2 separate regions of the Homo sapiens genome follow, and region 2 is linked to region 1. The links are chromatin loops, found by intact Hi-C in ENCODE. Cell type or tissue: PC-3. All regions are shown on one strand. Links, peaks and the distances in the headings refer to the core of each region. The heading gives the core; the rest is flanking DNA. Region 1 has its middle 72 kb from the start of LINC01234. Region 2 holds the start of LINC01234 (long intergenic non-protein coding RNA 1234).

Region 1 (16,297 bases), core at 7,657-12,656:
TTACAATGGAGCTACTCAATATTGTCAGTTATCAGGGGAAATGTAAATTAAAACTGCAGTGAGAGACTGTTATGTACCCACTAGAATGACTAAAATCAAAGACTGACAACACCAAATGTTGGCAAGGATGTGGACCAACCCGAACAACTCACCATTTAGTGAAAAGTGCATTTGATACACGCTGGTTTCTAATTCTTCTGTCACCTGTTAAGGCTGGTGGGAATGTAAAACGGTATGATCACTTTGGAAATTTCTGTGGCAATTTTTTAATAAAAGCCAATCCTACACTTAACCTATGACCCAACAATTCCACTCTTAGGTATTTACCCAAGATAAACAAAAACACATGTCTTCCAAAAGATTTGTATAAAATACTCATAGCAGGCTAGGCACAGTGGCTCACTCCTGTAATCCTAGCACTTTGGGAGTCCGAGGCGGGTAGATCACTTGAGGCCAGGAGATCAAGACCAGCCTGGTCAACATGGTGAAACCTCATCTTTAAGAAAAATACAAAAGTTAGCTCAGCGTGGTGGCACATGCCTGTAATCCCAGCTACTCAGGAGGCAGAGGCAGGAGAATCACTTGAACTCCGGAGACGGAGTTTGCAGTAAGCTGAGATCACGCCATTGCACTCCACCCTGGGTAACAGAGTAAGACTCTGTTTAAAAAAAAAAAAAATACTCATAGCAACTTTATTCACGATAGCGCCAAACTTGAAACAGCCCAAATGTTCCCGACAGGTCCATAAATAAACAAATCGTCATGTGTCCATACAATAGACACTACCCAGCAATAAAAAAAAAAAACCTCCTCCTTATATTTATTTATTTATTTTTACAGATACAAATCGTTGTACGTATTTATGGGGTACATATGATATTTTGCATAGACTGTGTAATGATCAAGTCTGGGTATTTGGATTGTCCATCACCTTGACTACTTATCATTTCTACATGCTGAGAATATTTCAAGTCCTGTCTTCTGGCTATTTTGAAATACACAATACATTGTTATTAACCATAGTCACCCTACTCTACTATCAAACATTAGAAATTATTCCTTCTGTCTAACTGTATATTGGTACCATTAACCAATCTCTTTATATCTTCTACCCACACACCTTTCCCAGCCTCTGGTATCTATCATACTACTCTCTCCCTTCATTAGATCAAGTTTTTTAGTTCCACTTATAAGCAAGAACATGCGATATTTGTCTTTCCATGCCTGGCTTACGTCACTTAACATAATGATCTCCAGGTTCATCCATGTTGCTGCAAATGACATGATTTCATTCATTCTTTTTTTTTTCTTCTTTTTTCTTTTTCTTTTTTTTTTTTTTTTGAGACGGAGAGTCTCACTCAGTCACCCAGGCTGGAGTGCAGTGGCATGATCTCAGCTCACTGCAACTTCCGCCTCCCAGGTTCAAGCAATTCTCCTGCCTCAGCCTCCCAAGCAGCTGGGATTACAGGTACCCACCATCACGCCTGGCTAATTTTTTTGTATTTTTAGTAGAGATGGGGTTTCACCATGTTGGCCAGGCTGCTTTTGAACTCCTGATCTCAAGTGATCTGCCCGCCTTGGCCTCCCAAAGTGCTGGGATTACAGGCATGAGCCACTGCGCCCGGCCGATTTCATTCTCTTTTATGGCTGAATAATATTCCATTGTGTATATATACCACATTTTCCTCATTCGTCCATTGATAGACACTTAGGTTGATTTCATATCTTTACTATTGTAAATGGTGCTGCAGTAAACACAGGAGCACAGGTATCTTGTTGATATACTGATTTCCTTTCCTTTGGCTAAATGTCCAGTAGTGGGATTGCTGGATCCTGTGATAGTTCCACTTTTGGTTTTTTGAGAAATCTCTATACTGTTTTTCATAGTAGCTGTCCTAATTTACATCCCAATCAACAGTGTATAAGAGTTCCCTTTTCCCTGTATCCTCACCAGCATCTGTTTTTGTTGTTGTTGGGTTTGTTTTGTTTTGTTTTATTAACAATTGCCTTTCTAACTGGGGTAAGACAGTATCTTGTTGTGGCTTTGATCTGTGTTTCTCTGATTAGTGATGCTGAGTATTTTTCATATACCTGTTAGCCATTTGTATGTCCCCTTTTGAGAAATGTCTATTCATGTCCTTTGCCCACGTTTTAATAGGATTTTTTTTTTTTACTGTTGATCATTCCCTTTAAAACAAACTAGTGATAAACACAACACATGGATGACTCTCTAAGTTTTCTGCTGAGTGAAATCCTTACACAAAGGGTCCATTTGTGCACTTCCACTTATATGAAGTTTTACAATAACCAAACTAATCTGTGGTGGTAAAAAAAAAAAACAAAAAAACAAAAAAACAAGTAGTAACAGTGTTGCCTCTAGGGCTTTGGGGATTTATCGGGAAGGGGAATTAGGGTATTTTCTAGGGAGATGGAAATTAATTCTGTATCATTATATGGATGTGCATTGTTCAAGTGCAAGTGTTTGTCAAAACTCAGCAAATGGTACACTTAAGGTCTGCGCTCTTTGCAGTTGGTGAATTTTACTTTTCAAAAGGAACCCTAACCAAATATTGCATTTCAATTAAAGAGAGACGTGCTCAAGTAGTTAGAAAGAAATGTACAGATGTCTGTAACTTTCCTTGAATTGTATGAAAAGTAGATGGGCTGATAGTTGGATAGAGGGATGGGTAAATGAATCCGTCTGGGATAAGGAAAGTGTTGAAAAACATTAATGGTAGAACCTAGGTGGTAAATAGATGGGTATTCACTGAAAAACCCTTTCGCCTTTATGTTAGAAACTTCATCATGAAATGTTGGGGACCTGCCTCACCAGGTTGATGTAAGGACCTCGTGGGATGAAGCCAGCTCAGTGACCATTCCAGAGAGGACACTCGACACATGGTAACCATCATTATGATCAGTAGGGATATGTGGAAATAGGAGTGAGGGTACATGAGATATGGCAAGACCCAGGTTGACAAATCTTTCCTACTATTATTATTTTAATTGTCTAATCTTTTTGAATTGCTGATACTTGCATGTGGTACAAAATTTCAAAGATACAAATGTATACAAAGCATGACAACTCTCCCTCCCTCCTCTGTCCCCCAGTTACCTAAACCCATCCCCAGAGGTTTCCTGTTTCTTTCCAAGGATATTCTATGTTGTATATGTAATTATATGTGTGTATATATATTTTCCTTTTGTCATAACAGCATGCTATACACTCTTCTAGCATTTTTTTTTTTTTTGAGATGGAGTCTCACTCTGTTGCCCAGGCTAGGGTGCAGTGGCACAATCTCAGCTCACTGCAAACTTCGCCTCCCAGGTTCAAGTGATTCACCTGCCTCAGCCTCCTGAGCAGCTGGAATTACAGGCGCCCACCACTGCACCTGGCTCATTTTTGTATTTTTAGTAGAGACGGGGTTTCACCCTGTTGGCCAGGCTGGTCTCGAATTCCTGACCTCGTGATCTACCCACCTTGGCCTCCCAAAGTGCTTGGATTACCGGCATGAGCCACCATGCTCAGCCGCATTTTTAAAATTTAATATATCCTGCTGATTCTTCTATATCCACACATGTGACCTGTCATTCTTTTATATGCCTGCATAGTGTTCCACTGGGTGGATCCATCACAGTTTTTTTGCTCAATCCCATATTGATGGACAGGTGGGTCATTTCCTTAGTTAGTGAAACCTTTTGAATGCTGCCATTGTCTTAAAGACTTGGAAACCGAGCCTAGCAACTCTCAGTGAATGAGTTGAAGAGTAGGGGCTTCTCTGGTCAAAACCCACAGCGCATCATTAAGTCTTTGGGCTTCCTCACTCCAGCTTTTATTAAATTATCCCAATTTGTCCTTTCAAATAGATGTCTTTTCTTAAGTAGTGATTTACCACAATTAAGCCCCCCCAAAATTAAATTAAGTGAATTACGTCTCTTAGGTTGGGTGTCTGCGGGAACCAAGGTTGGGCACAGTAATGGTCCAAATGCTATTAAAAGCAAAGGCAGGAGACTGTGCGCTGAGTTAGAAGGGAAAATTCATAGCTCCACTGATACGCCATGATAAATAATTATGAGTTATTAATTTTAAATTACATCTTTAATGCGTTGCATGATTTTAATTCCCCCTACAGTATTAATATCGGACTGGCTTTGATTAATTTAAAGCAGAACAGAAAGGTGCCAATTAAGAGAGCTAGCTGGGAACTTTGAGGTGTTTATATCTGTCTCTTGATAGCCCCCACGGTGGGGGGCAAGGTCATTCCTCAAGGGAAGCTGGCGATTACCCACAGCAACCCAGGGTGGGAGGTGTCAAGAAGAGTGGGAGATGGATGTTAACCCTTTTTGTATCTTCGAGTGCTAGAGAGGAAAGAGAGAAGGATGGAAAAATGAAAGACCTGGTCCAAGCCCCAAGGCCTTTAATGAGCCAGGAGATAGGTCAGGATGGGGCTGGGCATCCTGTGTGGCCTCGAGGCAGAATCAGGGACCAGGACTCCTGGGTTCTGGGATTCACTCTGTCACCTAGGACGATGGCTTTGACCTGTCTATGCTTTCATGGGATCTCAAGACTTGGACAAAAGGAGTAACGCTTGGTGAATATGAAGCAATGAATCAAAGAATTTCCTAACCAGCTGAATGGTAACAGGGTTATGCTTGGAACAGCAGCCCACCTTAAGAATGGGGCACACATGGAGATGTGTTTGGTTGACATTTTATTTTACATAATAGCTACATATTTAATGCATGCTAGAAATATATAACCAGCTCCTTGAACCTCTGATTTCATAGATACAATTGCTTCAGTTGAGGCTAAATTTAAAAAGAAAAAAAAGAAAAAGAAAAAACCATGATCCAAAAATAAAAGGACAAGCACAAGCACATTCATGTTTGGCATGTGGCTATGGCAAAAAGAATACAAATGTTTGTTATGCTGGCAATACCTAAGTAACCAAGGTTAATGACTTTCAGATTAACATCATGATAATTGCAGATGACAGAAACCCCTAGGCTTGGAAAAAGGAGATAGTACTTGATAAATATGAAAAATTTGAAGCAATGAGTCAAACGATTTTCTAGTTAGCCAAATGGAGGATATTGTCTGGTATAGCTGCTCTCTAATATAATATGATACAAATGGAGATGCTTTGGGGTCATCTATGAACTTTTAAAATTTTCTTTAATAGTTAAGTGCTTAATGTGTGCCAGCTCACCAAGACTTTTGGTTTCATGGATAGCATTGTTTAGGTTAAAATTCAGTTTAGGCCGGGCGTGGTGGCTCACACTTATAATCCCACCACTTTGGGAGGCTGAAGCGGGTGGATCACCTGAGGTCAGGAGTTTGAGACCAGCCTGGCCAACATGGTGAAACCCCGTCTCTACTAAAAATACAAAAAATTAGCCAGGCATGGTGGCGGGCGCCTATAATCCCAGCTACTCGGGAGGCTGAGACAGGAGAATCGCTTGAACCAGGGAGGTGGAGGCTGCAGTGAGCCCAGATCAGGCCATTGTACTCCAGCCTGGGCAACAAGAGCAAAACTCCATCTCAAAAAAAAAAAAAAAAAATTCAGTTTAAATTTCTTAAAAAGAGTGACTTAAAACAAAATATTGAAGTATAGTTTTATGTGGCTGTGGCAAATAATCATTATGACGGTGACACACAAGTAACTGAGGTTAGCGAATATCAAATTAATGTCACTGCAGCTGCATAGGATAGAAATCCTAGTCAAGGCTCTAAATTAATGACCCTAGATGAGAGTGAGCATAAAAAGAAGTCACCACAAGCCACAGTGTGAATTTATCACCTCTTCTCTTCCACGACAGATTATCCTTGATATTGCCAAAGCACTTCCCCATTAAGCACATTTGGTTCTTAAAGTCATCCTGAAGATGGGCAGTGCCTAGAAAAGTGCCTGGCTCATGGGAGGTGTACAGTATGCCATTGTGGAGTGAGGGAAAGAGGCAGGAGGGAGAGAAACAAGAAAAGAGGGAGAAAAGGAAGAATGAAGGGGATGAAAATAGCAGGTGTTCAATCAACACTAACATGATTATTCCATGCCAAATGTGGTTTGGAGCACTCAGCTTGGATCATCCCATTCAATACTCACAACAGCCCTGTGAAGTAAGAATTCTCATTGATCCCAATTCAGAAGGAGGACACTGAGGTTGAGAGAGGTGGAGCAACTTGCTTGAGGTCATCCAGCTAGTAGGCAACAGAATCAAATAGTATTACTCTCCATGTTTTATAGTCTCAGAGCCTGAGGCACAGAGAGGGTAAGCAACTGGCCCAAGGTCACAAGGACCTTCAATGGATCCAGAGCTTCAGCTCTTAAACACCAAACTATACTGCCTCATAAAAGAGACACACATTTTATAGATGTGAAAAGCTAAGACACAGATTGTGTTAGTCCTAAGGGCACTTAGTGGAGGCTTTAACTTGGATATTGGGACTCCCTGCACCATGTTCTTGTCATCACAGGTGACTATGTCTGCCTGACCCCCATAAGCACTGGGGAAAGTGCTTTTCATGGGCCAAGCAGAAGAGGGACTCTTGCCTAGCACATCGTGGGTGCTCAGTTTGACATGGGCTCCTCCACCCTGGCTCTGTCCCTCCCAGGCTAGGTTCCTTGGCCTGATGGTTTCCCATAAGCCTCCCTTGCGGTTCCGCACCAGCTCTGGGAGCCCCTGGAAGCCCAGCCAGAAACCCCAAGCTCAGCTTCCCAGCAGAGTTACAGAAGCAAGACAATCGCGTTAGGTCCCTGGGGCGGATTTGGCGGCCCCGTCATGCCTTTGAAAGGCAAGCATTCGCTGGGTGGACCGCAGTGAGTGGTTGGAGCAGGTTTCTGTTCAAAGCTCCTTCCTCTAGAGGCATTAAAGATGGATTATAATTCAGAGGGTTAGAGAAGGGTGAATGAAGCCACCTCCCCTCGCAGATAAGATGGTCATGCAGGTGGGACCTTCTGGGTCAAGGGTAGCAAGGATCCAGCAGCAGAAACAATAGCAGCAAAGATGAAGACAGCTGCTGTCACAGCGCCTACCCTGCGCCAGGCTCCATGCTCAATGCTGTAGATCAACAGCTTGCTTTAACTCTCACAACCACCCTGAAAGATGGCCATTAATCCCCAAATGAGGAAAGCAAGACACAGAGAGATTAGGTAACCGACTGGGGGCAACCCAGCTGGGTAAAATGCAGAGCTCAGATTCCAACTCAAGTCTGACACAGTTCTTGCTATTCACTACCTGTCCTCCAACTGCAATGAGTTAATTATTTATACAATTGCTTAAGTCCCATCTTCCCTGCCGCTTCACGAGATCAAGGCCAAGGTCCACGCCTGTTTCATTCCCATTGCATCTCCAGAGTCAGGCAGAGGACCTAGCAGAGAGTGGGTCCACAGTGAATATTTGCAGAATGAATTTTGAAAGGAAGAAAGGAAGGAGGAAGAGAGGGGAAAAATGGAAGGAATGAAGGAAGGAATGAAGGAAGGAAGGAAGGAAGGAAGGGAGGAAAGATGGAAGGAAGGGGGAGAGAAGGAGGGAGGAAGGATGGAGGGAAGGAAGGAAAAAAGGAAAGGAGGGAGGGAGGAAGGGAGAGAGGAAGGAAGGAAGGAAGGAAGGAAGGAAGGAAGGAAGGGAGGGAGGGAGGGAGGGAGGGAGGGAGGGAGAGAAAAGGGAAGGAGAAAGGGAGGGAAGAAGGAAGGAAGAAAAGGAGGGAAAGAAGAGAAGGATGAAGGAAGGAAGGAAGAAAGAAAGGAAGGAAGGAAGGAAGGGAGGGAGAAAGTAGGAAGCAGGAAGAAGGAAGGAGCTTATAACCCAGCGTCCCCAGCATGCTTGCCCTCACATTTCTGCTTGTCTGCTCTGCAGTGAAAGGTACACTATGAAAGAGGAAATGTTGAGCACAGCCACAGAGGCAGGAGGGGTGGACACATAAAAAGACCTTCACGCTGTATGGTATATATATATGGTATATATATATGGTGTATATATATATATGGTGTATATATATATATGGTGTATATATATATGGTATATATATATGGTATATATATGGTATATATATATGGTATATATATGGTGTATATATATATGGTATATATATATGGTATATATATATGGTGTATATATATATGGTGTATATATATGATATATATATGATATATATATGATATATATATGGTATATATATATATGGTATATATATATATGGTGTATATATATATGGTGTGTATATATATATATGGTATATATATATATAATTGAGGAGTCTTAGACAGAGAGGGAAAGAAGAGACTCCCAAATTCTAGTCTCCGCTCTGTGACTCACCATGTGACCTTAGGCAAGTCAGTTTATTCCTCAAAGATGGTCTTCATTTTTCCTGTTTCCCTGCCTCATAGGGCTGTTCTGAGGACAAGAAGGGAAAATGCACTTTTCAACCCCAGGTTGATCCAATGACAGTGTTAGCCTCCCTGCCCTCAATGCAGATCTAATCAAAGGACAGCTCCCTCCAGCCTGGAGGGGAGAAAGCCATTAGGCAGGTGTGAGGAGCACAGCTGGGCAGCTGCATGGTTGAATCTTGCCTCTGGGATTCGCTTGCTGTGAGACCTTGGGCAACAGACTCACTCCCTCTTGGTCTCGGTCTCTAATTTGCAACTGGAGGAAAACGCTAGGCATGCCTCCCTCACAGGGTGTAGTGATGACTCAGTGAGACGGGGCTTGCCCAGTGCCTGGCCCATGGTCAGCACTGACTGCACAGGAGCTGCTCTTTGTAATAATGCTGAACGTTAGTGAAATCAGCCTGGCAGCCAGGCTGAGGACTGTGGAGGTTTGGAGGGCTTTCTGGAGAAGGTGGGGTCTGGAGAAATGTTGAGTGAATTTGATTTTGAAGAAATGGCTTCACTGAAAGCACCAAAGTCAGAATGGAAAAGACATTTGCAGGGAGCAGGAGAGCCTCCAGATTTCAGGATCTCCTACAGAGTAGAAACTATCTTATAAACTTAAACTTTACGTGTTTTTTTGTTTTGTTTTTTTTCATCTTGGAAGGCGCAATGCCTTACTACTTATGTTAGCTATCTATAGCCATAATAATGCTCTGTAACAAACAATCACAAAACCTGCCAAGTGCAGTGGCTCATGTCTGTAATCCCAGCACTTTGGGAAGCCAAGGCGGGAGGATAACTTGAGACCAAGCATTCAAGACTGGCCTGGGCCACATACTGAGACCCTATCTCTACAAAAAATAAAATAGCTGGGTATGGTGGTGTGTGCCTGTAGTCCAAGCAACTGGAGAGGCTGAGGTGGGAGAATCACTGGAGCCCAGGAGTTCGAGGCTGCAGTGAGCTATGATTGCACCACTGCACGCCAGCCTGGGTAACAAGATGAAACCCTGTCTCTAAAACAAAACAAAACTTCCATTGTGGTTAGCAGGTGTATTAGTCTGTTCTCATGCTGCTGATAAAGACATACCCAAGACTGGGTAATTTATAAAGAAAAAGAGGTTTCATGGACTCACAGTTCCACATGGCTGAGGAGGCCTCAAAATCATGGCAGAAGGCAACAGAAGAGCAAAGGCACGTCTTACATGGCAGCAGGCAGTGCAGGGGAACTACCTTTTTATAAAACCATCAGTTCTAGTGACTCTTATTGACTATCATGAGAACGGCACAGGAAAACCCACCCCCATGATTCAGTTACCTCCCACCAGGTCCCTCATGACATGTAGGGATTATGGGAACTGCAATTCAAGATGAGATTTGGGTGGGGACACAGCAAAACCATATCAGCAGGCCGGGCAGCTCTGCTGATCTTGCCTGGGCTCATTTATGTGTCTCAGTCAGCAGGCTGATGGCTGATCTGGGATGGCCTCCACTGGGTTGATGAGGGCAGCTTAGCTGTGCTGCACAAGCCTTCATCCCCCAGCAGGTAAGCCTGAGTGTGTCCTCATGGCCCTGCAGAAGGGCAGCATCAGAGCGAGCCCAATTGCACAAGCCATTTGCAGGCTTCTGCCTGTGTTACTTTTACTAATATCCCATTGGTCAAAGCCAGTTGCATCCCTGAGCCCAGAGTCAGAATGGGTAAGGACCACAAAATCAGCAGCAAAGGATGGGTATAAACGTGGACAGGGATGCATCATGGGGGCCAATTTTGTGATCTAGCCCACCATGCTTCAATATTCAAATAGGAAAGGTTTATAATAAAAATCTCCCCTCCATGTACAACTCATGGCAACTACAGCTATGGGTCTCTTCTGTATCCATACAGAGATATTCCATGAGTTTACAACATTTTTGTAATTTTTTATAAATTTTTTAAATTCTTAATTGTTGTGGGTACACAATAGGTGTCTACATTTATGGCATACATGAGATATTTTGACACAGGCATGCAATGCGTAGTAATCACATCATGGAGAATGAGGTATCTGTCCCCTCAAGCATTTATCCTTTGTGTTATAAACAATCCAGTTATACTCTTTTAGTTATTTTAAAATGTACAATTAGGCCAGGCACGATGGCTCACACCTGTACTCCCAGCACTTTGGGAGGCCGAGGCAGGTGGATAACTTGAGGTCAGTTCAAGACCAGCCTGGACAACATGGTGAAATCCCATCTCTACTAAAAATACAAAAAATTACCTGGGCATGCTGGTACACGCCTGTAGTCCCAGTTACTCGGGAGGCTGAGGCAGGAGAATCGCTTGAACCCAGGAGGCAGAGGTTGCAGTGAGCCGAGATCGCACCACTGCACTCCAGCCTGGGCGACAGAGAGAGACTCTGTCTCAAAAACAAACAAACAAAAACATAATTAAATTATTATTGACTATAGACACCTTATTGTGCTATCAAATACTAGGTCTTATTCATTCTTTCTATTTTTTTTTTTATCCATTAACCATCCCCACCTCCCCCTGACCCCCCACTACCCTTCCCACCCCCTGCTAACCATCCATTTTTATAATTTTTATGCCTCAGTTGTGCCCAGCCCTTTCCCTACTATCCTCTTAAATCAGCACTTGCCATGGTGCCGAGGCTTTGCCATCATCCTACTTGGGTTCAAGTACTGCCTGTTGGCAGTGTGACCTTGGGCACGTCATTGTCATTCACGGAGCCTCAGTTTCTTCGTCTGTAAAATGGGAGTGATAGTGTGTATCTTGCAGGGGTTATTGGGAGGCTTAAACAACATCCTACATACCAAGTCCTGGATATAGTAACTATCAGATAATTGCTTTGTCATTTTTATCATCATCATTATTGTTGTTTTGTTAACTCACGAAGGCATAATGTCCTCCCCTGGTTTCAAAGCTTCTGGAACTCCCAATAGGAAAGGGCTTTCCTTTCCACGTCTGGGAGCCAGCTGACCATCTGCCAGGAGGGATTTCTGTTTAACAAGCTCTTGTAATCTTTGCTGTGATCACGACTCCCTCCCGGGTCTGTCGCTCCTCTGGGGCTTGCAGCCTCTTAGGCTAAGCCTCTGATGGAGCTATGAATATCTGAGCACCTGACCCCGCATTTCAATGTGCCCAGGCTGGTCCCTGAGCCTGCGTGTTTCCTGGGGATCTGACCCAGGAAGGCTGTTTTACATCCTCTCTTTCCAGAAACCCCCACCTCCCCAGCACCAGAAATGTTTACTCATTCAGGCCTTTCACTCAGCAAATATTTATTAAACACCTTACTGTATGCCAGGTCCTGGCATAGACCTAATAGCAATGGTCAGTAACATCTGACTACTGTTTCTGAATCTCCAAGACATTTTCTTGGCCTCTTGAGAAGACAGTTGAAATGCTTGGCCGAAACAGGGTAATTAGACCCAATTTATGGTTACATGGTCAGTTCATTTCCAAGAGTTTGTCTCAAGTTCCTGTCTTAGGGAACTTTCGGCAGGTTCTTTAGAAGCAAAGCCTGTGAAGGGAATTCTTATGCAAGTGATTTATTGAGAAGGCTCTCGGGTGACACCTAGAAGGGACCGAGGGATGGGGACAGGGCAGGCAGAGAAGCTATGCAAGGATGGGGTTGCAGGTGAGGTCTTGACCCAGCCTGATCCCGCAGAAAGCTCTGGAGTTTCTATTGTACTTCAGAGTCTGTCCCACTTCAAGGCAAGGGAACAGAACTTCTGTACCCTGACATGAGTCTGTCATTGGCTATAGGTTGCCCCCAAGGCATTTGGGGGAGGCAGATGCAACTCCAAGCCACTTCTAGGAAGGCAGCTCCAAGCATCTAAGGGCCACTCTCCAAGCAAAGCTGCAGGAGTGAAGGCTTCGTCGCAGCACCAGCTGATGGGCAGGCACGCTGAACCGTAAAAGAGACCCCACAGAAATAAGCTGAGCCCCTCCCTGCACCTGACATTTCCTCCTGACCCAATCCCAGGCAATCACATGATTATTGATGACTGTCACTGAGCTGCAGGGAGGTGGCTCCAAGCACAGATGTGGCATCAGATAAACGCAGTTTCTAATACAGCCTTCTCTGTTCACTAGCTGTGTGATGGGGGGAAAGTCACTCTACCTCTCTGAGCTTCAATTTCTTCCCCAAAATAATGAAGATAAGACCCGTCTCAGAGCGCTGTTGGGATTCATGTGTTTGGCCAGTGCCTGATACCTACTGAATACTCCACAGTCATTATCAAGGCAGAGCAAGAGTTTGAACCCAGGATTTCTTGGGTCCCAGTGCTTTGTAATAACCATAAGGCCTTGAAAAAACTTCAGAAACACCCTCTGGATCTTAGTATGTTTTTTTTCATCCAAAAAAGTAGGCTGATTTCTCTCCTGCCTGTTTCTCTGGTACTTTGAGAGGGTGTACATGGCACTGTGAGATAATCCGATTTTCAAGGCTGGAAGAGACTTGGCAATGACCTCATTCCCTCTCTGTTATTGGGGCCATTTGACAGATGAGTAAATGGAGGCCCAGAGAAGTTAACCAACTTCCCTGACAGCAGAGTTAAGAGAGGAACTTGAAATTCCTACTTCCCACTTCCAGGTTCTTCCCTCCCAGCAGGATGGCCACTCCCTCTCCAGGTGAGCAAATCACTGTCCCCACTGGCTGTAGTTTCCCAATCCAGAAATCATTAAGGGGGCAGACTAGATGCTCTCCAAATCCCTTCAGCTTTGAACATTTCTTGCCTCCAGGTATACCAGGGTGCTCTGCAATCCCAATAGTACCAAGGAGGATTTCATTCCAGCCATCACAACCCATCTTTGGCCATAGCCAGCAGCAGAATATACTGGGCAGCAAGCTGACATGCCCATTTTACAGATGAGGAAACAGAGGCTCCAAAAGACTTGCCTTTGGGAGATTAGGATCTGCAGTGCCTACATACCTGCAGTCCCACCTGAGGGGGTGAGGAAGGCCCAAAAAAAGAGATGAGGGAATCCAGGGATTTTATTTTCCCACAGGATCACATTTACCTTAACCTCCTAACTCACAGCCAGGTCACCGGAAACTTCCCACAGATTTCCCGCTGGAATAATTATCCAATAAAGGCAGCCCCATCTTGGACAGTTGTCTTGGCCCAGAGCTGCAGGGTCCAGGATGGCTGTGGGGAGCCATGCTCCATCCAGGGGGCTGTAATGAAGGACACATGCCAAGACATGGGGATCATTACAGAGCAGCCCGTGGGGCCATGGGTGGAGGGATGTAGGGTGTCCCCACATCATCCTAAGGGCTGGAATGCCAGTCATGAGCACGTGACTCTGAAGGCACAGGGCCATCTGCTCTGCTCCTCGACCCCGGGAGGTAACCTGGACATCTCAAGGGACATGGGATGAGGGATGAGGAGGGTGGCTGGAGATGGAAGCAAGGGTTCACCCACCAGGCTCTGCTGTCTTTCTGGGCTGAAGGCAAAACCTGCTTCATGAGAATACACTACTAGCATGAGGGCGCTGCCCTCGGGGTGGTCGGGTGCTTTCCAGCACTGTGAATCGTCTCATTTCATCCTCGTAGTAGATGTTGTTGGGGCTGTCAGATCCCCGTGGCTGCTGGAGTTGCCCCCTTCTTAGAGATTTGCCTTCTGCTGATGTGAGCCGATGCCTGGGTGTTTACACCCCCACCCCTCCCTGAGTAGCCATCAACATAGACTCACACCTGGCCCCCTTGCTAAGGTGGGATGACTTCAAGCTCAATTTATGCTCCAGAGCCCCTGTGGGATTAGGCCCAAAGCAGGGACCACACCCTTGCTCAGCCCCTCCCCGGGTCCTATCCTGTGTCTCCCCTCCTTTTGAGGTTTTCCTTTCAAGCCCACTCCCCAGATAAATCCTATACACCCCATCCATGTCCCAGGCTTTGCTTCTGAGGGGCCCGACCTAGAACAACCTGCAAAACGACCCCAGAACATTGTCACTGAAAATCAAGCCCCTACGACAGATGAGAGGGAAGGTCACTTGCCCAGAGTCACAAGGCACAGGTTTGACCCAGGTCTGTCTCAGAAAATGCTTGGGCTTGGCTGACCTCTGTGGAAGCTCATTGCAGCCAAGACGGGGATACTTGGGAGGTCTGGGGGCTGGAGGAGGCCTGGGTCACAAAGACCATTGCCAGCGAGGACACACAGCTCACCCTTTGGGATAATGAGGCCATTGGCAAGCAGGAAGAAGAGATGGCCAGGGAGGGGGAGGTAAAGAGAGCCGGGTGAACCAGGCCAGGCGGCTGTGCCCATCAGGAAGGGAGGTGGAGGACGTCAGCACCTCACCCTCAGGCCTGAGCAGCTGGGGTCCCAGGTGGCTGAGTTACCGCGCCCTGTCGCTGGCAGACAGGGCCAGCCTTGCCCTCCACTTCAGGGGTACTTGACGTTCCAGTAATAATAGGAGACATTGAGGCCTGTTCTCCTCCAGCTCCGGGCAGCTGCCACCAAGATGGCCCGACTGAGCCAAGGACATCGGAAACGCTGAAGAACGTACCCTGGATGAGCTCAGAGGCTGCTGGCTTTAAAGGTCTCAGCCAGAAAGCAAGCCTCCCTGCATGGCTTCATCTCTCAAACACGATTCACTGCACCTGAAGAAGGAAAGCCAAACGCCACAGTGTCCCTGCCCCTGTCTCTCAACAGGCTTGTGTCCGTGACCCCTGCAGGAGGGGCATGGCGTGCTTCCTTCCTTCCACACCATCCCCCTTCCAGGCAAATAATCCAGCTCTAGCTTGCTTTGCGGACTTGCCAGATCACCCTTCCCATCACAGTTTCCCAATCTTTCTTCTCTTCCTTGCAAAGGCGTGTATTAAGGGAGATGGCAAGTCATTCATTCGATATAAGCTAATTGAGCACCTACTATGTGTTGGCTGTGGGGGATGCAGCAGCGCATAAGACGATAGGTCCCAGAGCTTAATTGGGGGTGGAAGGTGACGCACCATAAACAAGTAAACACACAGCTGATGTTGGGGTCGGGGGGGTGCAGCTGATAATGGGATTCACCCTCCAGAGGCAGAGCACTTAATTAACTTCTGGGACAAGAGGAGGGGAAGGGAAAATGAGGCTCTTAAGGGGACAGGCCAAAGGCTCTCACCCCATGATCAGCCAGGATTCAGCCAAGGACATAAAATCTCAGGTTCAATAAATATTAACTGACAACCTAGTCTGTGCACAGAGCTGTGCTAGACACTAGAGATACAGAAGTGAACAAAACAGACAACACCCTTGCCCTCCTGGAGCTGACATTCTTGTGCAGGAGAGGGACAGATGCTACATGGGCACATAAATACGTGAAGATTATTAAGAATAGCTGCTGTTGTGCAGGAAGGCTTAGCCTTTGCCAGGAAACGTTAGATACAAGATGCGGCAGGGCGGAAAACAGGGAGGGTCCCTGCTTTCAGCCAGCAGCTAAACGGTCAAGTTCTATGTACCGGCTGAGAATAGGGCCTGGGGATGAAAGCCAGAGAAGCCTCTCTCAGAAGCCAGGGAAGTGGCTGCTCACCCGCTTAATCCCTCCATGGCTCCCCATTCCCTCCCAATACAATCCACACCGGAGACTACAAGGCCCCACCCACATCCCAAATATCCTGTCAGATGCACTTCCCATCAGCCCTGTCTGACCTCTGGCCTTTCCCCCTGTTCTTACTGTCGGGGAGACTTTCTGTAACCCCATACCAGCCCCACTGTCTCCCCCAACCACTTATCCTTTGGGTACCAGTTTTGAAGTCACCTCCCCCAGGAAGCCTTCCCTGCTCACAACATAGGATAAAGTGCTTGTACCTGGAGGTTATGCCACCCCAGGACACCCCATCTATTTGTTGGCAAGCCCTGGGGGTAGAAACGGGGTCTGTCTTGTCCACAGTTTTCTCTCTATTGCTAGCACAGAGCCAGGCACACAGCATGCAATAAATGACTTAGTG
Region 2 (16,297 bases), core at 7,027-12,026, 67 kb before region 1:
TCTGTTAAATGGGCTGTATCTGCCTCATAGGATTGTAGGGAGAATTCAGTTTGACCACATGTCTAAAATGTTAGGCAAATGATAGCCCTTCTGGATGATGTAGGTAATACCACAAGGGCAAACAGTGCCCAAGACATAGTAGGTATAGTAGATGCTGCTGGTATCCCACTCAGATCTCTTTACTCATGGACCTGTCCCTCACTGTTCCTCTAGGCTGCCCAGAGAAGGAACCAGAGCTCTGCTAATGGGAGCTGCCATTGAGTAGGAAGTTTTGCCACGTGCAGCCCCTAAGGCGGCCCACAGCCAATGCTGTTTGATACAGGGGTACAAAAAGCCAGCCCTTGGCCTCAGGGATGGGGGCAACTCTGTGTGACCAGTAACACCCCACAGTTCCCTATGGGATCTGACTGAGGCTGGACTCTAGTTACAATCATGTCTGCCCAGATTCTTCTCCTGCTCAGCCCTGCTTCCCTAACCTCTCGTGGGTTTCTCCTGCAAACACAGCCTCCATAAAAGACTTCATGTGAATCCTAAAGCTCTAAGGCTCTTTCTAGAAAGGGAGTCTAATTTAAGATTGCAGGTGTTCAGTAAATGCTTGTTGAATCAACATGTTGCCTGTTATTCAAAAAAACAAACAAAAACAAACAAACAAAAAAAAACAAAAAACAAAACAAGAGTGGAACCAGGTGAGGCAAGAGAGGTGCCGAAGGCCCAAACTTTAAGGAAGGGTCCATTCTTGGAGTCGCGCAAATGCCCAGCCCTGCTGAAAAACCAGAACCCGTTTAAGCATCAATCAATCAAGAACCAGCTATGTAAACCATAGGACATCCTAAGAGAAGAAGGAAGGTCAGAGTTATGACATTGATTCCTGGGGCAGTTGGAGACAGACCTTAGTTCCAATCTTGGCTCCACCATGTAACTGCAACTTTGCACAAGTCACCTCACTTCTCTGAACCTGTTTCCTCACTCTAAAATGTGCATGATAATACTTCCCTCATATGGCTGTTGGAAGATTTGATGAGACTGTGTTAATGTACTTTGCACATAGTAGGTACTCAAGAAAGAGTAGCCACTGTAATGGCCTTTAAAAGCACTTAGAGCAGTTTTCTGAAAGTGCCTTACATGGGATGTCTCCTTCGCATCCCTGCCTTGTGCTCCCATCCCAGTTACCTGCTAGACCTGATGATTCTGATTCTCATGTAGGGCACAGTAGAACACAGCATTAATTTCTAGTGATGGATACATTCCCTCGGCTTACCCATGTGTGGATGAATCCATGTCTAAGGGATCTTCTAATCAGAATTGTGATTAAAATGAGGTGTGCATAAATGCATCCATTCTATGAATTGGCCCAAGCAGCTAAAGGAAAAACGACAACAAACAACATAGATTTACCCTTCCAGAGGTGAGATGACAAAGCTCAGGCTTTGAAGACCCACATCTGGCTGCGTCTGATTCCACCAACCATTACGTAGCCCAAAGCAAGCTGTGTTTTCTTTCTCAGCCTCAGGCTATGTGTCTGCAAAATGGGCGTGATAAAGCTCTAACACTAACACTGACATAATGCTATGTGCCTATGTATTGGGCTAAATTTATTTATTTACACGACCCCTGAAGTGTGTGAGGTTGGTATTAGAATGATCTCCATTTTCCAGATGAGGTAGAGAAACCATCCAGAGAGAGAACTGGCAGTTTCAGAAGTAGGGAGCATCTTAATTTCTAGCAGAAACTGGGATAAACCCGGGGTATGAGATAAAAATGGGAGATTCAACCATAAAAGTTTGGGAAATTAAATGATGCTATGACTCTCTGGGATGCTTGCTGGACAGAGCCCTCATGAGGGCAGGGCAAGTTAAATTATCTTCATAAGCATCCCTGTGTTCAATAAAACCCAAGCTTTCTTTTCTTTTCCTTTTTTTTTTTTTTTAAGACAGAGTCTTTCCCTGTCACCCAGGCTGGAGTGCAATGGCATGATCTTGGCTCACTGCAACCTCTGTCTCCCGGGTTCAAGCGATTCTCATGCCTCAGCCTCCCGAGTAGCTGGGATTACAGGCATGTGCTACCACGCCCAGCTAGTTTTTATATTTTTAGTAGAGACATGGTTCCACCATGTTGGCCAGGCTGGTCTCGAACTCCTAACCTCAAGTGATCCACCTGCCTCAGCCTCCCAAAGTGCTGGGATTGCAGGCGTGAGCCACCACGCCTGGCTGACTTTTCTATTTTGAGTTTTTTGGGGGTCCAGCCATTTTTTTTTTCCTTTCCAGCATTCCCTGTTCCTTGTTCCCATTTTCCTACATGCTCAGTCCATAGAGCTTGGGTGAGGCTGAACCATCTTCCGATACAAGGGTGATCACATGACCCAGCACCCACCAAAGGAGTCCAGCCCCTGGCCTCATTGATTGGTTCCAGGATAGGCAGGTGACCAAGGTTTGGTCAATTAGAACATTTCAGCTCTCTAACTACACTGATTGGCTTTGGGATGGGCACATGACCAAGTTGGTCCAATCGGAGCCAACCCAGGGACATTTTCCTGGAGCGGCTGGGAAAGAGGAGTCTCTCGAAATTCAGCAACTGCTAACAGCGAGGAGGGGGTAAGTAAGAGACTTCCGGGGGCCATCTCGTGGGACTTGAGAAGGAAGCTAACACCCAGGAAGCAGGATCAGGGGAAGGGAAACACACACACAAAGCCCTGATTATCTTGTTTCAGCCTCTGGGTCCAGCTGAGCCCAAAGTCTTCCATCCTGGATTCTTGTTACATGGGACAATAAATTTCCTTTTTTTTGCTTAAGTCAGTGTGAGTTGGGTTTCTACTACAGCAACTTAAAAAGCTCCGTCAGACACAAATGTCTGGCCTGTTTGCATTATTTTTTTTTTCCCAAAAGCAGCTTTCCTCCCATCATCATGTGATGCCATTTTTTTTTTTTTTTTTTTTTGTGGCATGGTCTAGCTTTGTCGCCCAGGCTGGAGTGCAGTGGCACAATCTGGGCTCACTGTAACCTCTGCCTCCCGGGTTCAAGCGATTCTCATGCCTCAGCCTCCCAAGTAGCTGAGACTTCAGGCATGCGCTACCACGCCCAGCTAATTTTTGTATTTTTGGTAGAGACAAGGTTTCACCATGTTGGCCAGGCTGGTCTCGAACTCCTGAGTTCAAGTGATCCACCTGCCTCCGCCTCTCAAAGTGCTGGGATTACAGGTGTGAGCCACTGCACCCGGCCATGTGATGCTATTTCTAAGCACCAGTGTGGAATAGAGTGTCAAAATGTGGCATCAGACTGCTGGGGCCGAGGCAGGCAGATTTGGATCAAATTCCTGCTGCTCCCTCCAGACCTGACGCCCTTGGGCGAGGCCTTTCATCTCTCAAAGTCTCAGTAGCCTCATCTGTAAATTGGGGATATTAATATCTCCCCTCACAGTGCAGATGAAACAGGAAAATGTTTGTTAAACCTTTTCACATGCTGTTCCTTCTGCACAGAATGCTCTTCCTTCTCTTCTTTGCTGACTTAGCATCTATTCATCTTCAGAGTCTCAGCTCAAGAGTCATTTTGTCAGAGCTATCTCCCTAACCTCGTTGGCCAAGGCCCGTTGTTCTGTGAAATTGTCCCATCCTCTGGAGCTTTCATTAAAGAATCAATGTGTCATTCTAGGCATGACTATGTGATTAATGTCCACCTCCCCCACTAGAATGTAAGTTCCAGGGGGACAGGGAAGTGTCAGTTTCTGCTCACCACTATGTCTCCAGTACCCTGCACAGAACAGACCTTTGAGAAATGGTCAATGCATTAACTGCTATTGCACTAGACTCTAATCAGAAGTTTTAGGAGGTTGGGTGCTCAGGCCTGTAATCCCAGTGATTTGGGAGGCCATGGCAGGATTGCTTGGGCCCAGGAGGGTGAGACCAACCTGGGCAACATAGCGAGGCCCCCATCTCTACAAAAAAATTTTTTAAAATTAGCTGGGTGTGGTGGTGCGTCCCTGTAGTCCTAGCTACTTGAGAAGCTGAGGTAGGAAGATGGCTAGAGCCCAGGAGTTAGAGGCTGCAGTGAGCTAGGATCCTGTCACTGCACTCCAGCCTGGGTGACAGAGCAAGACCTTGTCTCCAAAGATAAAAACTAAAAATTGAAAAAAAAAAGTTTTAGGTAAGTAGTGTTTCTTTGGACTCAGCCTACATAGAAGTGAGCATCTGAAATTACTAGGATGCTATGATTCCAGCAAGTGTCCACGTGGGTTCATTCGACCCAAAACCAATGGAGATGAGCATTGGTCTCTATATGACTAGCCTGAGCCATGCAGATGGCAGGTCTTCATCCATCAGCCAATGGACAGTCACTGTTCCCTTAGGTCCAGGAAGGCAGGAACAGTGGCACACAGAAGGACAACTGGCCTTCAAAGAACCCATAGAAGAGATGAGCTTAAAAGGAATGAGATGAAGGCTGGGTGTGGTGGGTCATACTTGTAATCCCAGTGACTCAGGAGGCCTAGACAGGAGGATTGTTTGAGGCCGGGAGTTTGAGACCAGCCTGGGTAACATAGTGAGACCCCTGTCTCTATAAAAAAAAAAAAATTAAAAACTAGCCAGGACTGGTTAATTAGCTTACATCTGTCGTCATAGCTACTCAGGAGGCTGAGGCCCAGGAGTTCAAGACTGCAGTAAGCCATGATCATGCCACTGTACTCCAGCCTAGAGTCCAGGTTATATACTAGGTTAACAAAGAAGATGCTAATTTTAACAAGGAAAAGCATTCTGTGCAGAAGGAACAGCATGTGCAAAGGTTTAACACATATTTTCATGTTGCATCTGCACTGAGGGGGAATATTAATATCCCCATTTTATTCATGAGGCTACTGAGCATTTGAGATATGAAAGGCACTCCAGCCTTTTATTCTTTTCTTGAGACAGGAAAAGAATAAAATAAAATAAGGATATTGTGGGCTCTGGAGAAGACCTACCTGGGTTTGTAACTCAGCCCTGTCACTGACTAGCTGTGTGGCTTTGGACAGCCTTGATCCATCTGGAAGACTTGCTTTCCTCGTCAATAAAACGGAGATGTCATCCCTGTGTTGCGAGGAGACAGACGGCTGGGTCCAAGTCTCTGCTCCTCCATTCGCGTTGTGTGAACACGGCTCACTGGTTTACCATTTAGAGCCTCAGTTTCCTTGACTGTAGGATGAGGGAGCAACAGAATCTAATTCTTAGAGAGGTTGGAACGATGAGGCCAGTTAATGAATTAAGTGCCAGCCACCAAGCCTGAACTTAATAGATACTCAATGTATGTGGCCACTGATATTCTTCTACTACTCCTATATTAGTATTATTAGTAGTAATATTAATATAATGAATGAGCTGGCTTATGCCAAGCACCCAACACTGCCTGGGGCATGATCGGGCCCTTTCTCTTCTCCTGATGTGTGTCCTGGCTCTGGCCACTGGCTGACCCACCCCAATTAGGTGACTCTCATGTTAATATTGACACACAAAGGAACCAGCTGGCGACCTCTGAACTCATCCCACTTGGGATCACAGGCTGATTTTGGCCCCAGCCCTCAACTTTGAGAGCCGGACTCGTAATCTCCTTTGACACCAAAAAGAGTTGGCCTCACCCCGACCTTTGCTCCCTGCTTCACTGATTTCCGGTGTTTACTGGGCCTGATGGGCGTCACATTGCCCACAGCATGGATGTGGCCTGGAGGGAGCGGAGGGAGGCCTGGATGGACCAGTGCTTGGGGAAGGAGTAGGGAGGGACAGGGCAAGTGGAGGCCTTTGGCTCAAGAAAACACACCTGCGACCGGGTGCAGTGGCTCATGCCTTTAATCCCAGCACTTTGGGAGGCCTTGGGGGGAGGTTCCCTTGAGGCCAGTTCAAGATTAGCCAGGGCAATGCAGCAAAATCCTGTCTCTCAAAAAAAAAAAAAACAAAAAAAATTAATTAGCTTGGCATGGCAGTGCACAACTATAGTTCCAGCTACTCAAAAGTGAAAGGTAGGAGGATGGCTTGAGGCCAAGAGTTCAAGACCAGCCTGGGCAACGAGCAAGACCCCAATTTCTACAAAAATAAAATAATTAGCCAAGTGTGGTGGCACAAACCTATAGTCCTAGCTACTTGGGAGGCTGAGGTGGGAGGATCACTGAGTCCAGGAATTCAAGGTTACAGTGAGCTATGATGGCACCACTGCACTCCAGCCTGGGCGGCAGAGTGAGACTTTGTTTCTATATAAACAGATAAATCAAGCTCACCTGTAGAGGATGTATCCGTGGGGACAGATTGCCAGACAGGGAGCCCCATTAGGAGGACAACAGTCTACAAGGAGATGGTAGTGAGTGCATCTGAGTGTGTTGGCGAGAAACGGAGCCGGCAGGAAAGTCACCGGGAAAGTGGAATGTACAGGGCCCCAACCATTAGCCTGAGGGGTGTAGGGAGGAGATTCTCTAGGGAGGAGGTCTCTTCTCAAATGTACTCAACACAGGGTTTTGTCCCCTGTTGCTCTGGGCTTACAAGGAAGGAATACAGATGCCTCGCTCAGTGCTCCCCGACCCCCTGCCACCGCCGTGGGTGGTCTGCATGAGAAATGGCCCTTGTGCCTCTTCCCCAACACCAGCACCAGCCCTGTGCCTCGACCCCAAAACCAGCCTCAGCCCTACCTACCCCAACACTGAGCCCGGGAAACAGACCCAGAACCGGGTGATGCCTGAGAGGAGTTACCATGGCAACAGATGTGCCGGCACAGACAGGGAGTTTTGCTGACCATCCCCAGCCCGCTGGCCACCCCTATAGAGGGGTGCATGAACCATAAACTGTCCTTGCAGCTGGCCCTGGGGACTTGGCACTGGACATCCCTCCAAAGGAGAGGTCTCCTACAGACTAGTCACTAGACACAGAGCTCCAGGCCAACCTCCTGTTGGAGCTCTCTGGCTCTTCCAGCTTTCTCTACATGACACCTTTGATTACAGCCCCTCTGGAAGACCGTCTGCTTTCATTTTCTCCTCGGGGCTGTCTCCCCCCTGCACTGTTGATGGAAGATGAGCTTCTAAGCCTCCTTTCTGTGATGGGCGTGGAGCTCACAGGTGCGGTGGGGGAGGATGAAGGAAGGGTCGAAAGAACTGAGGTTAGGGGTGAGGCCTCTGGAGCCAGACCTGCCTGAATTTGACTCCGGCTCTGTCACTCACTGGCTGTGTGGCCTTGGGCCAGTTACTTAATGTCTCTGAGCCTCCTTTCATCATCTGCAAACTGGTAGTGATTACAGTAGCACTCACCTTATTAGGTTGTGGTGAGGATTAAATGAGATAATACATGATAAATCTTAGGACAGGGCCTGGCAGAATATAAACACTTAATGTCCATAACCTCTTCCCTTCACTAAAATCACCCCATTCCTAGGAAGAGAGGAACACATTTTTGGCCATGAGAATTCACAGGGTTAAGTAAAAGTGTAAAAGAGTGAACAAGTGAGAATTGAGAGTTTTGGGAATTAGAAAGAAGGGTGCTTTCTTTTTTTCTTTCTTTTTTTTGAGACAGAGTTTCGCTCTTGTTGCCCAGGCTGGAGTGCGATGGCGCCATCTTGGCTCACTGCAACCTCCGCCTCCCAGGTTAAAGCGATTCTCCTGCCTCAGCCTCTCAAGTAGTTGAGATTACAGGCGCCTGCCACCACGCCCGGCTAATTTTTTGTATTTTTAGTAAAGACGGGGTTCCACCATGTTGGCCAGGCTGGTCTCAAACTCCTGACCTCAGACCATCCGCCCGCCTCAGCCTCCCAAAGTGCTGGGATTACAGGCGTGAGCCACTATGCCCAGCTGAAGGGTGCTTTCTTAATATACTCTGCACTAGACAGTAAGTTTTCAGGGAGCAGAAAGCAAAGTAAAAGTCTGTCTGATTTTCCCCAATCCTTCCAACACCTGACACAGGGCTAGGCACAAAGTTTTATTTCCACAGTCTGAAAATGCCATCCGTTATAAGAGGCAGCATCCATTTAATTAGAGTATTTCTCTTTCTTTTTCTTTTTTAAGATGGAGTCTCGCTCTGCCACCCAGGCTGGAGTGCAGTGGTGTGATTTCAGCTCACTGCAACTTCCACCTCCCAAGTTCAAGCGATTCTTGTGCCTTGGCCTCTTGGGTAGCTGAGACTATAGGCACGCAGCACCATGCCTGGCTAATTTTTATATTATTAGTAGAGACAGGGTTTTGCCATGTTGGCCAGGTTGGTCTCGAACTCCTGACCTCAAGTGATTTGCCTGCCTCAGCCTTCCAAAGTGCCGGAGCAAATGAAAATGGGCATTATATATGTACTAGATCCCAGTTTCAAAATGTTAAAAAGAAAAAAAGTTCATCTTAAAGCTGGAGAAATAAAATCATAGGTCATTAATAAATGGTAATCGACTATGTGAATGGGTGGTTGCAGGAAATGACAATACAGTAGAATGTAGTTAAATACTCACTATGCTCACTATACTCACCAATACTGGAAGAGTTAGAAAAGGTATCCACCATAACAAGCAGAGTGCATCTGGGAAGACTTCCTGGAAGAGGCAGCCTATGAGTGGGAATAAGCAAAAACTAAGTTATCTGACTTGGGGAGAGCAAGAAATGGTGGTTGGGCATAAGGGGTAGAGTCTTGATAAACTAGGAGGCTGTGTGACCACCATCATCCCCCTCCTTAGGTAATGGAGAATGTCAGAATTATCCAGGAAGGTGACTTCTACGTCAGCTCAGAGAAGCCAGGACCAGATCAGACATGAGTCCCAGGGCATGGGCCTGCACCAGGCTAGGCCCACAGGGGGCTTAAGGCACTGGTGGCAAAGCAGCCTGGGTTCAAATCCCAGCTGCTCCTTAGCTGGGCAACTCTGAACTGGTTACTTGGCTTCTCTGGGCATCAGATCCCTCCTCACCCAGGAAGTAGGGCAGATGACAGGGCTCTGAGGTCAGGCATGTGCAGAATCTGGTGTATGGAAGGTGCTTCATAAATATTAAATTTAGAATAGGATGTGATTTCTTTCTTTTTTTGAAAAGTTTTGAAAGGTAAAGGCCATTAGCTTGGAGGCAGAAGACAGACCTCCCTGACTGCTGAATTCCTGCCGGCCTGAAATTGGAGCATTCCAAGCTCCTCAGATGAGTCATAAGCCACCAAGATTGTGAGCCTCTGGGTGAGTATGAGTAGAATTAGATACTTCCTTTGTGGGGCTCAGTGCAAAATGCAAATGAGAGGTCGGCGCTAAATACGAGAATGTGCCCATCAAGCTGCTTCTGTGGCCTCGCGCCTCGCAGCAGTCACAGAGCCTTCAGCTGGAATCCTGGCAAACACTGTGGGCCCTCCCATGGTCTGGGATGTGCTTAATCCGAACACAGCCCTGTGGAGTAGGTGCTATTGTTATCCTCATATTACAGATGGGGAAACTGAGGCACAGAGGGAGGGACCACCAGCTGAGCCGCCAAAGGACAGGCAGCTGGTGGCATGGCTTTTAAAAGGGAACCTGTGCCCCCGGATCTGGAGACATCTTAGCCCACTAGCCCCTTCTTTTAGGGTGAAATACGCATTCTGCGAAATGGAGGCAGCTTGTAATGGGGGTGAAGCCAAATGCGAGAGGCCCGGGCAGCCGGATTTTCAATCCCAGTTCCCAGGGCACCTCCTTCCCACCGTACCCCGCTTCCTCCAGCAGGGAGCCCCCTCCCTCCAGCAGAACAGGGTCTGGCCTAGCCAACTTGCTACCGGGGCCGGGGGCCAAGAGTTAACGTCGGAAGGGAGCTCGAGAGAGTGTGAGAGCTAAAGGACATGTCAAATCAATCATATTTAAACAAAAGCCTCTCCCGCCCAAGGGCCCTTTTAAAAGCTGCTTATTTAATTAAAAGTCCCATTTTCCATATTTATGGCCCTTATTCAGTTAAATATTAACCGCTGGGGCCAGGGCTAGTGTGTGCTTTGTGAGCGGTGTGCGGGGAGGTTCATTACCGCGGCCGGGATTTACCAGACGGTGGCACGGCCGCGGCGGATCAATGCGGCCTGCCCTGGACAAACATGCTGGGGGCGGCCGCGGGGGCCGGGTGGGGCGGCGGGGCCCGAGGGCGCCTCCTCACTCTCCGGCTGGGACTCAGCGACTCGGGGACGCCTTGTCTCTCTCCCTGTCTCTCGCTTCCACATGCTGTCCCTGGGGCTGAGTCGTAGGCCTGGAGTCAGAGACAGAGAGACAGTGAGACCCAGAGAGAGATATAGAGAGGCCCAGAGAGAGATAGCGAGAGACCCAGAGACAGTGAGAGACCCAGAAAGAGACAGAGAGACAGTGAGACCCAGAGAGAGAGAGAGAGATACAGAGAGCCAGTGAGAGATCCAGAGAGACAATGAGACCCTGAGAGAGGCCCAGAGGTAGATACAGAGAGATAGTGAGAGACCCAGAGAGAGACCCAAAGACAGTAAGAGACCTAGAGAGATAGTGAGAGACACCAAGAGATACAGAAAGACAGTGAGAGACCCAGAGAGACAGAGACAGGGAGACACCCAGAGAGAGACACAGAGACAGTGAGAGACACAGAGAGAGACATCGACAGTGAGAGACAGAGACAGAGACTGAGAGATCCAAAGAGACACTGAGAGACCCAGCGAGACAGAGATAGAGAGACACCCAGAGAGAGACACAGAGACAGTGAGAGACACAGAGAGATCTAGAGACACTCCCAGTGAGACACAGAGACAGAGACTCAGAGAGACAGAGACAGGGAGACACCCAGAGAGAGACACAGAGACAGTGAGAGACACAAAGAAAGACACAGAAAGTGAGAGATACAGAGAAACAGAGACTGAGAGACCCAGAAAGACAGTGAGAGACCCAGCGAGACAGAGACAGGAAGACACCAGAGAGAGACACAGAGACAGTGAGAGACACAGAGAGATCTAGAGACACTCCCAGGGAGACAGAGACAGTGAGAAACCAGAGAGTCAGTGAGAGACAGCGGGTCGTGTTTCTCCGTGTCTGGCTGTGTCTAGGTTGAGACCAGGTCCATACTTCTTAAAATCCAACGAGAAATTAAAATGTTAAAAAATTAATAAGAATTTCCTGTGCGTGGCTGCACAGGTGGCACACTCTGGGCCCTGGCAGCCTCTCTCTCTTACTATGTGTGCTGGGGTGGGGCTGCAGAGGTACCAGGCATGGGGTTAGAGGGGTGGAAGGCCCATAAGAGCCCACGCGCTGCTCTTCCAGGCCCCATTCACTGGAGAGATGGGCAAAAAGAAAAACAGGGAAAGGGGGGAATCTGGCATGTATTAAGGATTTGACCTCACTCAGCTGCAGGGACAGGGGCAGAAAGAAAACAGCCACAGAAGAGGCCTAGATCCAAGCAGAGGCGCTCCCGGCTGCAAAACACGCATCACACGCAGAGCTTTATCCAGGGCTTCCCTGCACCAGGCACCAGTGCTGGCCAGTGTTAACTTACGTCATCCTCACTTCCATCCTACATAGGTCGTACGCTTTTGATCCGCATTTTACAGATGGGAAAACTGAGGTTCCAGACAAGCAGGGAGTGATCCTAGGGTCACTCAACCAGGGAGGGGCAGACCCAGGCTGTCTGCTCCTCATCACACAGTAGAAATCACCAGAGTTGCTCAGACCCAGCTGGGCACCATCCTTGCCGTTTACAAGTTCCTGACCCTACCTGAGCCTCAGTTTCCTCATCTGTGAAATAGGGGAATAAGATTTTTGGGGACATTTTGAATCACGTTTTATGGTTGCTCCATCCCAGGCCCTCCACCCCACACTGCTGCTCCTGACCACTGCAATTGATCCCTGAACTCGCTGATGTGACTCTCGGGGTGTCAGGGACAAAGCCAAATGCACTTCCCAGTCTTCTGAGTACTCAAGGGGGCAGGGCTTTCTCTGTCCCTCACTGCAGGAAGCAGTGTGGTGAATGGAAAAGGTGCACTGTAGAACCACAGACAATCCCACCTTTGCCATTTACTGGTTCTGCAAACTTAGGCTGCCTCACATCACCACTCAGAGCCTCAGTTTCTCCAGCTGCAAAATGGGAATAATGATAGACCCTCCTCCTAGTTGTTCTGAGGATTCAATGACATAATTCTTGTAATGGCTTAGCAGTGTGTGGCACGCAGTGAGCATCATTGCCAGCCCTATAAAAGCCTGCAGGGGCTGCACAAATGCTGCCAGCCTGTGCCTCCAAGGTGCCATCTCTGAGGGGCAGTGGGGCTCCATCAGTTCCAGCCCTGAGACCCGGCCAGTCTCCTGAGTGGCCTGGCAGAGGGAAACTTCTGCTCCAGTGCCACCTCTGGCCCTCCTGTGACCTTGGACCTGGAACATGCCACTGCCCCTCCTGGGGCCTCAGCTTACCCATCTGTGGAATGAGGGGATCATTGGGTTTAGAGAAATCTCTCTGGGCTATTGCAGGGATAATGCATCTCCGCAGCAGACAGGGTGAAGAATTTAACCTAAATGTGAAAATATCATTGAAATGTGCCCATTTATGCACAGGAAGGACTGTGCGACAACCAGGGCAAGCGCATGGCTCCTGAGAGCTGTCTGTTAGGTGCCAACAGCCAGGTTGGGAAAGACATCTCCTATATCACACACATGCATGCACACACATGGTCATAGGCACATGCACACAAAAAACACATGCATGTATGCACACATGCACACATGGGTATGGACACACATGAACACACACGCATGTACACAATGCACATAGGGCATGGGCACACTCATGCATGCATATGAATGCATGCATGGGCACTGGCCTGCGCACACACATACATGCATACACATGCATGGGCACACATGCATACACGGGCATGAGTGCACATTCACATGAGCACATATACACACATACATGCTCTTGCATGCATATACTCAGGCACATGCACACACACAGACATGCACACACACGGACATGCACACACACGTGCACACACACGGACGTGAAGACACACACACATGCACACATGCACAAGGGCATACACCTCATCACATCTTTTGCCCCATGCTCTGCTTCTCCATGTGGATCCTGTTAAGAGCCTGGTGCCTGATTTCTCCCACCACTACCTCCTCCCCAAAAAGAAAAAAAATCTGAAAAGCCAGATTAGAACTTCACATACGCATCGCTGGAAAAAATCTATGTCTCATTTTCATATCTAGCAAAATAAAATGACAGCAGAGCACTCCAGCAAACCCCTAGAGGGGGGAGCGTGTCTGCCGAAGATGAGGGGTGGTGGCGGGGAAGACACCTTTCCCAAAGGGAGGAGGCCCCGGGGCCAGAGGCACAGGAGGGGACCTTGGGCCTGGCGAGAGGCTGGAGGATGAAATCGATCAGGCCATTTTGTCCTGGGGCTGGAGGAAGGCTGGGGGGTCCTGGGAAGAGTCTAGGGGGTTGAATGGAGGTTAGAAAGGCAGCGAGAGGGGGAGAGAAAGAGGAGGAATAAAATCCTGGGGATGGTGGTGTGAGTGAGGGAGCGGGAGAGAGAGAGGGAGAGACACCAGGTTATCAGAGAAGTGTGAAGACAATAATGCAATCTGACATTTCTGAAACAAGACCCCCCGGTTGCCATGGCAACGTCTCATGTGGGAGCAGCTCCCAGGAGACGGCTCCGAGATGTACTATAAATGATGTTTGATTAGAATTTAAATCATTTAGGCAGAGAGAAGATAGGCCTTTTGTCAGCAAGGGGACCTGGGGGTGGGGAGGGAGGGGGGCCGGGGTTGTGGCGGGGGAGGGGGCACCGCTGGAGCCAGCATGGGCGTGGGGAGCGGGATCGGAGGTCAGCCAGGGGGTTGATTACTTTTGCCCTCAGCTTCATTTCCGTTTACAGTAACCTTTCCATGGTGGCCAGAGGGACTCAGAGGGCAGGAGAGGAGAGACCTGGGGGGGATGGGGGTGTGGGAAGGGAGTAAGGGAGAGCAGCAGAGCTGAAGGGAGAGATGCGGAGAGACAGAGAGGAACGGACAGAGCAGAGAGACACAAGCGGGAGAGAGAAGCAGGAAGAGAGAGAAGGAGAGGGAAAGGAGAGGAAGAGAGACAGACACAGACGGGCAGAAACGATGAGAGAGACGGAAAGAAGAGAGACCAGGAAATGGACTGAGAGACACAGATAGACGGTACAGAGACAGAGAGAGACTGAGAGACACAAAGGGGGAGACCTGGAGTGAAAACATGGACTCTTGTGTCCACACACCCGGAATCATTTTCCAGCCTCTGAAAAATGCATCAGGAATGTGGGTGCCCATGCTGAGTCCTGAACTTAGAAAAACTCTGCCTCCACCTCCCACTTTGGTCCCCATCCACAGGGAGATTCCTTGGCCCTGGAGTTCCTGGGGAAGGGTTAGTGACCCTGGAAAAGAGGCACCATGGGCTTCTGGTCCTAAGGAAAATGGGCCAATTTTACTGAGCTGCCATGTAAAATCTTAGACAAACCACCTCTCTGTTCTGAGCCTCAGTTTCCCCATCTGTAACACAAAAAGTGTTATAGATGGAGAGTCAGATCAGCCTATGGGCAATGAGCCCCCGTTCCCCATTCAGTTTTTATTTTTAGTTGCATTAATTGCCAGCATTTAAAAGTTGGGAGCGTTTGCAAAAAATGTTTAATTTCTGGGTTCTCAAAAAAATAGGAAAATCTATGCATGCTGGGCCTGTATTTCCACATGGCAGCCATGTGCTGGAAAGGAGGAGTAGTCCCCATGTTTAAGCAGAGTATGAGGGCTCCAGTTTACCACAGTTTCCACCATTCCCTATTGTCTTACACCCAGCTACTTTTCACACCTTCATGGTGACTGCCTGCCCTCTGTAGGAATTTGTGGGTTTTTGTTTGTTTGTTTTTTGGAGACAGAGTCCCACTTTGTCACACAGGCTGGAGTATGGTGGCGTAATCATAGCTCACTGCAGCCTCGACCTCCCTCCTGGGCTTAAGTGATCCTCCCACCTCAGCCTCCTGAGTATCTGGAACTATAGGAATGTACCATCACACCCGACTAATTTTTGTATTTTTTGTAGAGATGGGGTGTCAGCATGTTGCCCAAGCCAGTCTCCAACTCCTGGGCTTAAGTGATCCTCCTGCCTCAGCCTTCCAAAGTGCTGGTGAACTTTCAAACTCTGCAAATAAACTCCAGGATCCTTATGGCTCTAGCAATCTATTAACATATGGATTGTAGACCTCATACCTCAGTCACCATGGTTTTGGGTGCCCAGGATAATAGAGTTCATGGGGGTAATCACAGAGTCAGAGCGAACTATATGGCCATCCTCATACACACTGTCAGAGCTCAATAAATGTTTAATTAATTAATTAATACAGGAAGATGAGCCAAAATGATTAGGGAGACTGAAATGAGAACCATGATGGGAAATGGGTAGCTTTTTGAGAAAATGGACTTGTACCACTGGGCACTGAGGATAAAAGTGACCTGCTTGGGAGAAGCCCAGAAAGCAGATGGGAGGGAGTTTGTAAGGAGGAAAAGAGCTGCTTTCAAAGAGGCCATCTTGAAGTTCTCTATCTTGGCACCTTCCTCATGCCCACCAGGACACTTGTCACAACCTGGAAGTTTGTTGTTTGTGTATTGGCCTGTGTGTGGTCTCTCCTCCCCGAGGAGACTGTGAACTCCATGAGGATAGAAACTATATCTGGCAGAGTCAGTGCCGTAGCCCCAGCACCCAGCATATAGTAGCTGCTTAGGAAACTCTGGATGAATAAATGAGGGAATGAGTCCCCTTTTCACATACTTCTCCCATTTTTGCTCTGAGTATTTTAAAGCTATCCGAGCCCCGTCCTCATACTTTATTATTATTGTTATTATTATTATTAAGACAAGGTCTCGCTTTGTTGCCCAGGCTGCAGTGCAGTGGCGTGATTATGGCTCACTGCAGCCTCGGCCTCCCAGGCTCAAGCAATCCTTCCACCTCAACCTCCTGAGTAGCTGGGACTACAGACGTGCACCACCACGCCTGGCTAATTTTTTATTTTATTTTTTGTAAAGGTGGGGTCTCATCATGTTGCCCAGGCTGGTCTCAAACTCCTGAGCTCAAGGGAGCCTCTCGCCTCCGCCTCCCCAAAGTGCCGGGATTACAGACGTGAGCTACTGCGCCCGGCCCCTCATGCTGTATCATTAAATGCAAGCAGCTTGCTTTTATGTTTTGTTCATTTAAGGGAGCACTTCCCTTACTAGGAGTGGCAATGATATGACCCTAGGCTAGTAAGAGGCACTTAATGTCTCTGAACTTCAATTTCTTCACCTTCAAAGTAGGGCTAATACCTTCATTCTGAGAATGTTCTAAAATTTAGGCAACAGGTCTATAACAGTGTCTGGCATGGAACAGGTGCTCA

The links. A loop is a pair of places that touch in the nucleus more often than their neighbours do. Peaks named below come from ENCODE experiments on the same cell type or tissue, not always from the same donor. Only the 100,000 strongest peaks of a DNase experiment are listed, where the experiment ranks them.
Region 2: it touches region 1 in a loop (6-fold over the local background); 1 of 110 quality-filtered maps calls a loop at or near these places.

The regions. Positions count from the first base shown.
Region 1 is chr12:113,693,475-113,709,771 of GRCh38, reverse strand. No RefSeq gene overlaps it. Among named protein-coding and RNA genes, the nearest start is that of LINC01234, 72 kb to the left of the region's middle. RefSeq lists enhancers at 6,251-6,750, 14,201-14,700. In PC-3, for the core only: no CTCF peak of the experiment used is centred there; a DNase peak (open chromatin) is centred at 8,671.
Region 2 is chr12:113,759,909-113,776,205 of GRCh38, reverse strand. LINC01234 (long intergenic non-protein coding RNA 1234) reads left to right here and starts at 2,523. Exons shown (of 3, transcript NR_110026.1): 1 at 2,523-2,591; 2 at 8,998-9,131. RefSeq lists enhancers at 3,673-3,842, 6,697-7,208. In PC-3, for the core only: no CTCF peak of the experiment used is centred there; a DNase peak (open chromatin) is centred at 9,095.